3 separate regions of the Homo sapiens genome follow, and regions 1 and 3 are each linked to region 2. Evidence: chromatin contacts called from ENCODE Hi-C or POLR2A ChIA-PET data. All regions are on one chromosome and are shown on one strand. The core of a region is the stretch at or near the end of the contact, and the rest is flanking DNA. Distances in the headings are between cores, read along the strand shown. Region 1 holds the start of LINC02478 (long intergenic non-protein coding RNA 2478). Region 2 has its middle 170 kb from the start of RBMS1. Region 3 has its middle 210 kb from the start of TANK-AS1.

The links. A loop is a pair of places that touch in the nucleus more often than their neighbours do. ChIA-PET counts read pairs that join two places held with the same protein, here RNA polymerase II (POLR2A). Pooled maps may share reads with other maps.
Region 1: a loop to region 2 is called in a map of sigmoid colon, with 3 times the contacts of the local background. The contact joins the promoter of LINC02478 here to the enhancer-like site in region 2. A Hi-C loop is called at or near these places in 3 of 168 maps with a recorded cell type or tissue (ascending aorta, naive thymus-derived CD4-positive, alpha-beta T cell and sigmoid colon) and 12 of 50 pooled maps. POLR2A ChIA-PET finds 5 or more read pairs at or near these places in 2 of 52 experiments (CD4-positive, alpha-beta T cell and endothelial cell of umbilical vein).
Region 3: a map of ascending aorta shows a loop between it and region 2 (1.8-fold over the local background). The contact joins two enhancer-like sites. A Hi-C loop is called at or near these places in 2 of 168 maps with a recorded cell type or tissue (ascending aorta and prostate gland) and 2 of 50 pooled maps. POLR2A ChIA-PET finds 5 or more read pairs at or near these places in 1 of 52 experiments (WTC11).

The regions. Positions count from the first base shown.
Region 1 is chr2:160,270,465-160,273,483 of GRCh38, forward strand. LINC02478 (long intergenic non-protein coding RNA 2478) reads right to left here and starts at 1,431. Exons shown (of 2, transcript NR_103775.1): 1 at 1,256-1,431. It overlaps RBMS1 (RNA binding motif single stranded interacting protein 1), which reads right to left. Exons shown (of 14, transcript NM_016836.4): 14 at 1,687-3,019. RefSeq lists an enhancer at 1-248.
Region 2 is chr2:160,665,175-160,668,270 of GRCh38, forward strand. No RefSeq gene overlaps it. Among named protein-coding and RNA genes, the nearest start is that of RBMS1, 170 kb to the left of the region's middle. Within about 2 kb of position 1,342, at least 7 of the 41 ENCODE cell types and tissues checked have a DNase peak (open chromatin) inside an H3K27ac peak, as active enhancers do.
Region 3 is chr2:160,951,241-160,954,135 of GRCh38, forward strand. No RefSeq gene overlaps it. Among named protein-coding and RNA genes, the nearest start is that of TANK-AS1, 210 kb to the right of the region's middle. Within about 2 kb of position 1,417, at least 13 of the 41 ENCODE cell types and tissues checked have a DNase peak (open chromatin) inside an H3K27ac peak, as active enhancers do.

The DNA of each region.
Region 1 (3,019 bases), core at 181-2,680, 390 kb before region 2:
CCCACCTACTTGACATCTCAGGCTTTTTGTGGAAGGGGCAGGGCGATTGAGAGGTCGGTGACCTTTGTCCCAATGGCGCTGGCTCTTTTCCTTTTTGGCTACCCTAATGGAATGAGGATATAATCAGTCATATCTTAACATTCATTGAGCCCCGGCTCAGGCTGGGAGGCACTGCCTTTCTCCTAGTGAATTTTAAATCAGTATTTGTGGGATTTAAGCTCCAGCGGATAAACCTAGAGCCACTGGCCATGAAGGGTGTGGCAGTGGGGTGAAAAACGGGACTCCCGCCTCCACTCCCTGGCTTTCCTCATTCCAGCCACTATAGAGGGGAAAATACGTAGACCACAGAGCAACGGCCACACCCTCTTTCCTCTCCTCCAACCCCAGAATTCCACTTCAGTCTCAGAGCTTTCAGCTAGGTGGGGTTTATCCCCAAACATGCCACAACCCCTCTAGTTATATGGGAGCGGTAACTGTGAACCACCATCGCTGGCTTGATCCTCCCTTTTCCGTGGATTGGTGCTCCTGAGTATGTTTACCGGTTTCAGTACATAACACAGCCAGATAGAGGGCCGCGGACTTCAGCGGCGAGAAGCTACAACAAAAATAGGGTGAACAAAAACGAAGGTGCCCAGGAGCCTGAATTGCATTTCTTTCTTACCTTTGGTCATAGAAAGGAGCACTTAGGTGTTTGGCTGGAACGCAAAGTGAGACCAGAGCTTACATTCTTAGCAGCCTGGGTTTGTCTCGAGAGGCCATGCTTCTCTCCTCCCTGACATTTTGCTCTCAGAAGCACCAGTTAGCATCAGAGGAATGTTGTTTCCTTCTCTGAAACAGCCATCAAGTACCAGCGATTTCTTGGCTCCGGCAAGTTAAGTGCTCTGACCCCTCCCTTATCTAACTCACCCCGCACACCATCCACATGGCAGGGGACGCAGCCAGAAATGGAGCGGACTGCATCTTTTCCTTGCCCACTCTTTTTATCACCATGACAGAGCCACTGGACACCAGGAAATAAATACTGAACCACCACACTAAAACGTTTACTCCACTTTGGGCAGAAGGAGCCTATTTTGCATATTAAGTGCCTCCTATAAAGCAGTCAAGTGAGGGAAAGAGGAGTTCTCGCTCCTCCGTGAATGCTGCACGGGAGCCTCCAGTCGGGAACAGCTGAACAGGTAGCTCTGAAAGAGGACCTTGGTCATAAACGCATAGATAAGATTATCCCGAGGTTCTCGCCCACATGCTTCCTTACCACAGGTGGGAGGGCTGCTGTTAGGCTGTCTTCCTTGCTGAGCATTGACAAGCAATGAAATAGTTGAGGCGTAGCAGCAAGAAAGGAGGAAGAAAAAGGGCCTGGTTTTTTGGTCTTTAAGAACAGACCACTAGTGGTGTATTTTGGGCTGGATATTTGCTGAGCCGACCGTTGACGTGCTGAGCTGACGGTTGACGTGCTGAGCTGAGGGTTGACGTCTCTGGTCATTACACAGATTTAAATAACCAGCAAAAGTGGGGTGGAAAGGTTTTTCCAATTGTTTTCAAGGAAATGTATTTTGAGGATATATTGAATCTGACATAACTTTCAACTCACTTTCAAACCAATCTACTGAGCTGAAGAAAGAGATCAGAAATGAAATGAAATTCTGATATACACTTAATCGACTTAAAAAAAATTGACAGGAAAAATAAAATTTCAGATGTTTTTTATTCAAAGGTTCTCAAAAGAAATAAAACAGAAAAGCTAACAATCTGATCAAATGTACAGTTCAAAAATGTCTTTTGGCGTTTAACAACAAGTCCTAGGAAAGAAAACTACAGAGTTATCTTGAACCGGACAAATAAGTTACCACTGGCAAGTCTGTGGCACTAGTAAAACAAAAATAAAAAATTAACTCTCTTGATCATATAGATATCTCTATGAAAATCTTTTTTTTTCAATCTGTACAAAAGGTCTTTCTTCATAAATTAATTTTTTTATAATTTAATGGCTGTCTACTATGTGATGTTTAACTGATTTTTTTTTTTTTATGTACAGAGGTTATGTTTCCCAAATCTTACCCAGACGAGTATGGCACTTAGTTCAGACATTTCTAGCAGCAGATTTCCCCTCCCCTCTAACCGAGCTATCAAATTTCTGTCTTAACTAATGCAAAAATATCAAGTAGTGAGAGACCCAGGTTTATAACTGTACTAGGTACACAGAGGGTGCTGCGTTCAGTCTGGACTTTCACAAAGCAGTAATATTCCAGGGAGCATAGAACCAATAATACCACAACTTTAAAAAAATGAAACAAAAACAAAAACAAAAACACATTTCTCTTATGACTATGTAATTTTCACTAGAATCTACACTTCTCAGAGCAGCAAGGACTTTTGAAACTATGAAATGTCACTGACATCTATCATCAAATACAAGCATAAAATTTAAGAACTAAAAAATACTTGAAAGAAATAACTGCTTAGCCCTAGCTCCTGAGCTAGGAGGATTTGGTCTGTGGAAACAGGGAGGGCCAGCAACCTGTCCCAGCACAAAAGAAAATAGACTCTGAGGTAGATAACTGATCATACACAGCTGACCAGACAAGTACACAGTTTTGGAAGACAACTTAATTTACCATTGCTTTTAAAACATATGCAATTGCCTTAATAAAAGAGCTTTAATAACAGTGAATTATCTTATATGTACTAAAGTAGAAATAACTGTGTATTTATGAATCAGGAATTTCATAGTTTCAAAATTGGTTTTCTTTACACTTGAACACTTGTAGTGATGATGTAAAGTGTGGCACTGCTTGGATCCAAATCTTCCTTCATGCTTTTTTGTTTGTGTGTGTCCATACATCAATTAAAATTATAAAACCTAAATGCAAAGGTACAAAAAAGGCACATTCTCCTAACCGCAAACTGGTCCGGCAAAAATAAAGAGCACAGAAGATGTGATGCTGAGACAAGTTGGAGCTACTGGTTACTGGCTCTTCGGTCTTTGGTGAAGTTACCTTTAAAAGTGCCAAGTCATTTT
Region 2 (3,096 bases), core at 92-2,591:
ATCAGTAAAAATATTCAGAAGGTAATTAGGGAGAGAGGTCAGACTTGGATAATTTAAATATGGAAGTCAACAGAGGACTGAAGGATAAAGAGAATTAACATAGTTTGGTTAAGGGGGAAACTGATGAAGAAGAGTATTACAAACAAGGAGTGTCCCCAGTAAGGACTAACAGAGTTAGGGAGGCCTAAGGGAATCAGGGCTGGAAAGTCCACTAGGGCGGGCGATTAAGAGGTCAACAGTTCCGGTAAAGTGGGCAGTTGAGAATAGGTTTCTGGGGTGTGGGAGAAGAGGCTGTAACCCATTAGAGGTAGATGGTAATGACTATTTGCTTAAAGAGGTATCAAGAAGAACAGGGAGAAAAAATATAGGCAGAGTAGTACCAAATGGCCATATGTTTTGGGACGTAAAAGCAAAGAAACTGGAGGAGAACTACACACACACACACACACACACACACACACACATATACACATATATATGTATGTATGTATATATTAAGTATCAGGATTCTTAATATAGACATCTATATCAATAATAATTTTAAAAGTTTGAATGAATATTGACATTTTTATCAGTGGATATATTTAAAAGAAAGCCAGTCTTCAAATAAAAATGAAGAAGCATGTGTTTCTTGCCACTCAAGAACAGAGGTCCCGATCTAGTACCCTATAGGATGAATCTGGCTCACAGGTAAAATATTAAATACATTATGCAAAGCACAGCATTTTAAACTTTTTGACTGAATGCCATAGTCCCCATCACTCCCTGTTGTCCCATAGTCAGCCTGCATCACTAGTTTGTCACCAGCCAAGCTCAGACGGCTTCTGTGTGTGTAGCCCCTGCTGTAAGTCTTTCTAATGGTAAATCTTAAAAAAAAAAGGAAAACGTGAAAATAACTCAATAATTCCAGGCAAAATATCCTGAGTTTGTCTGAGTATATTATACTTTTTTCTTAGCAAATTGGGTCCAGTGAATGTTATTTGTAGTTGTTGTTGTCTTCTGAATTATCTCAATGGGTATTGCTCCCCCTCCCCAGGCCCTCTTAGAGGACTGATTGTGGTTTGAGTGCTCTCACCCTTGCATTTGCTATGTGCTCCTGTTTGCTTGAGTGTTTCTTTTATCCAGTTCTGTTTAATTACCATGCAAAACCCTCTGTTGAGCTTTTAATTAGCAAGTTATCTCCGTCTGAAGACTGGAAACCCTGGGCTCTTTCAGCATATATTAGACAGCTAAAATATGAAATTAAAGAAAACAGAGTTTTAGCCAACAGAAACAAGTGACTCATTTCCTTGTGAAAACACACAAGGTTTATGTTACTCTGGCAACGATATTCCAGAATAGCATCTCTCCCCTCCCCTGTCAGAGCTTTTATGTGTTTCTGTTACAGTCTGTGTTCCACAGTGACCTAATGTTGAACCAAGTCACTTAGTGATTCATCAGACACAAGAGAACTGTGCTTTCATTTAGATAGCTCGTCCTATGTCCTTTTGACCAAAGGAAGAAAAGTTTACTTTGTATGAAGAGAGGAACTGTAAAAGAGATATAAAGAACTCTTGACTGAGTGCTGTCTTAGGATGTAAGTGTGGTCCTGCTGTTACTTTAAAAACACCACAACTGGTTCCAGTGTGTTAGAATTCTAAGAGCCTATTTTTCTAGACAGCTGATTAAATCATAATGTGCAACCTGTATATGTACCACGTAGGGAAATGAAAATTCAGAGACCCATTGCAGAAGACTCCAGATGTTTCTTGGGACTCACATCGTGGGAGGGAATATCACAGTGCTTAGGGTCAAAATTTTAACCCAAACCACTACAACTCTCCAAAGCAAAAATGTGTAGAGCAAAAACAGTTGAACTAACTCTCTCTTCTAGGTTTTAAATTCTCTGAGGTACTTAAAAGGAAGTGAGGAGAACCTTCAATTTATTAAGCTCTTGCTGCTGATGTTATTTAAAAATTATGGTCTGAATGGAATGATGGTTTCAGGATTTTAAGTTTAGATACTCTCTGTGAACAGCTTTATACTTTCATTGAAAGGGCAGTAAATTTTGTAGCCATTAGAATGCAACGAACTAAAAATTATGGGTGTATGAAGATTTTTAGTTTCTCTCTCATACTTACCACCTGTCTGCAAAAGAGAATTTCAGGTTTGTTCAGTCATTGTTTTTTCTCTTTCAAAAAGTGTCTTTCCATTTCTCCTGACTTTGAAGAGAAAGAATAGAATAACAGGCAGAGAGATTCATTGGAATAGTAGGAGGATGAGGGAGAATGATTTAGTGTCAATATACATTTTATTTCCCATTTATATATAATGTCAATTTGTATAATGAGGGGCTAGAAGAAGAAAAGTAAGTGGAAAAATAATAGAAAAAGTCATGTAGGTTGAAGGTAGAGGAGATTTTTTGGAGATTTGAGAAAGGTCCAGGAACAGACATTATATATGATAGTGTTGGGTGGAGGGGAGAAAAAAGAGGATTTTAAGAATTGCTGAAACTCATGTGTCTTCATCATAGTGTTCAGTACATACAAGAAAAGGGCTTCATTTATTTTGAAATTAAATTTGTTTGCAAGGACTGTATACTTTTAGCCATAATACTGCTCTGAGACTGAACCACGTGGATTATGGTATTATAAACCACAAAAAGTATTATTATTTGAAAATTGCTTGACAAAATTCTGAAATTATTCCTAATAGAAAAATAATCTCAAATTGGGAAATGTTGAGTGGAAATTCCTTTTTTTATTTTTCTTCTTAATTTTTCTGTGTGTGATACCCAAGTATTAAGACAGAAAGCAAAAGTAACTACAAATCACTTACTAAGCACTGTCATCATGAAGGTATCTCTGATATGAGTAGCCTTCCTTTTCAACATAAATAAACAAAAAGCATTAAGGAACAATTTAAATTCTAAAATTAGTTCTCATTATAATTTCTTCTTCTTCTTTTTTTTTTTTTTTTTTTTTTGAGATGGAGTCTCACTCTATTGCCAGGCTGGAGTGCATTGGTGTGATCTTGGCTTACTGCAACCTCCACCTCCCTGGTTTAAATGATTTTCCTGCCTCAGCCTCCTGAGTAACTGGGTCTACAGGCATGCAC
Region 3 (2,895 bases), core at 167-2,666, 290 kb after region 2:
TGAGAACACATGGACACAGGAAGGGGAACATCACACTCTGGGGACTGTTGTGGGGTTGGGGGGTGGCGGGGAGGGATAGCATTAGGAGATATACCTAATGCTAAATGACGAGTTAATGGGTGCAGCACACCAGCATGGCACATGTATACATATGTAACTAGCCTGCACATTGTGCACATGTACCCTAAAACTTAAAGTGTAATAATAATAAAATTTTAAAAGAAGAAAAAAAAAGAAAAGAAAAAAATTAAAAAAGACATATCTGCCCACTTTTTCACGTTTTTAATATGCTTTTTTTGTAGAGAAACCTTCTGTTTTTCACAAGGAAAAAGAGTTTTCAACTTCTTACTTTCTATTTGCTTTTAGTTTTTTGTTGTTTTTCTTGTTGTTGTTTTGAGACACGGTCTCACTCTGCCACCCAGGCTGCAGTACAGGGATGTGATCATAGCTCATTATAACCTTGAATTCCTGGGCTCAAGAAATCCTCCTGCCTCAGCTTCCCAAGTCGCCAGGACTATGGGCATGCACCACCATGCCTGGCTAATTATTTTTTATTTTTTACCTTTTGTAGACAGGGTGGTCTCCCTATCTTGCCCAAGCTGATCTCAAACTCCTGGCCTCAAGTGATCCTCCCTCCTCGGCCTTCCAAAGTGCTGGGTTTACAGGTGAGCCACCTCGCCTGGCTTACTTCCTTCTTTAAGTAGGAAGGCATTGGAACAAATCCTTGCTACCACCACTAGATGGGTGAAATTGACCCAAGGCCTCGATGTCCTTGAGTCTCAGTTTTGGTGACTAAAATCCTTACCCTTCCCACAGGAACATCATGGGGATGGGCGTGGGAAGAGAATATACTGTGAAAGATGTAACTACTACTGTTATTATGGTTTTGCTTAAAGTAGACTATAAAAGAACATCTACCTAAAAGAAGTGTCTGGTACATCATCAATCTACAGTTAGTCTGTTCACATAAGCTAATGCTATCAATTCTGCTGAAAAACCCAGACAGGACTGGTTTTTCCGTGGCCAACCTTTCTCTAGTCTCCATGATCTGCCATGTCCTATTTCACTCTCTTTATCATTAAAAACTGTGCTCATTGATACAATATTTGACTCTTTCCTGCCTTTTAAAAATTCAGCACATGAATGAATCACCGAGTTAGAGAAACAGATTAAAGGAAAAGCTAAAATATACAAATGTACCCGTTGCAAGGTCCTGGCAGTAAATTTTCAAAATAGCTCTGTGCAACGGACAGAATTAACTTTCCCTTTATTCTTCTGGCAGTATGTCTCTGTAGAGTCTGGCAGAGACATTTAACAGAACAAAATGAAACTTTATTTTCTCCTTGTATTGGTCTGATGCTGTCAGCCCGAGAGTCTTTTGGAATGCCCCGGTGCACTCCAAATGGGCTCTGTGAGCTCACAGGAGGCAGGAACAATGGCCTGCAGACTGCTGAAGTGGGCAGTGCTGCAACCTGGAACCACACCAGCCCTGCTGGGAAGGAAGCCTGTCCGTTTATCAAACTGACAGCAAGGCAGCAAAGGGAGCAGCTGAAGCATCCTCTGCCAAGGACGAGCATAATGCAGAAAAATACGTCATTGCTGCTGGTGAATGAATATATTCTGGTTCAATTGGTGGACCATATCACCAGTCAACTAAAGTAATGGACAGTAGAGAATGACCAAGAGTTATGTCCTCCAAGTAAAGCTGAAAATAGGTTTACCTGAAGTGAGTTATTGAGTTGGAGTCAGACTTGCTGGCCTCATATAAGGAATAGAACGCTAGTATCTTACTTGTATCTCAGAAACTATTAAAAGCTTTGCCCTAAGCGCACCCAAGGCCTTTTCCAGATCATGAGTCAAATTTCCCCAGCTTTTGATTATGGTTTAAACTATACTGGCAAGAGGCTGTTACTGTTTAGATAAATTTCAAATAAGCAAAGCCTTAATATCGGAGATGCTACGACTGCCTCTCCAAAGGGTGGCTTAGTATGTGTTTTAAACAGAATACAAAACATTTGCATTATTTCTAGTTCCTATTTCACCATCACTACAAAATGCCATTTGCCTGGGAAAGCCAATATTACTACTGAAACACTGAAGGCAGAGTAACATACTGTCATTCCTTCTTTGCATAACATGCTTTCCTAGTATCAAATACCTCTCATTTATAGCACTATCACTATTGTAATTTTACATTAATTTACTTATATGATTATTTGAGCAATGTTATCTCTACCACCAAACTATAAACTCCAGGAAGCCAGGCTGTGTCTCTTTTTGCTCACCTATTACCATCCCTGATGCAGAACCAAAACATCTGTAGAATGACTATTATTTAGCAGGGCCATTATCAATGAGTTTGTATTAGTTACCCACAATGTGCTAAGAATTGAGTAATATAAAAAAGAACAAAGAGCTTAGGCTCTAGTCTTGAGAAGTTTACATTCTGAGATTGTTCCAGGTTACAATGAACTCCTAAGCACCCACACACCCCACCCCACCATTCTCTGTACACTTATTTCCTGCTGCATTTGTCACTTCTAGCATACTATACAATTCGGTTTTTTGTTTTTTATTAACTTCTGCTGCCTCTCATTAGAATGTCAACTCCAGGTGGCATAAGTTTTTTTTATCTGTTTTATTCATTGATGTTGTGCAAGTTCCTAATAATTGTACTAAATGATCATTTCTTCCTCTTGGAAATACTTCTGTATTTCTGATCTGGTCACCTTTCCTTTGCTACCTTATCTCCTATTACTCTGTCCATCACTCACTCCATTCCAGCCAAGCGTGCCAGGCAGCTCCAGCCTCAGGGGCTTTGCACTTGCTCTTCCTTCTCAGTAGGAAGCTCTTCCACACGTTCCCCCATGCCTCATTCCCTTATCTCCTTCAGAC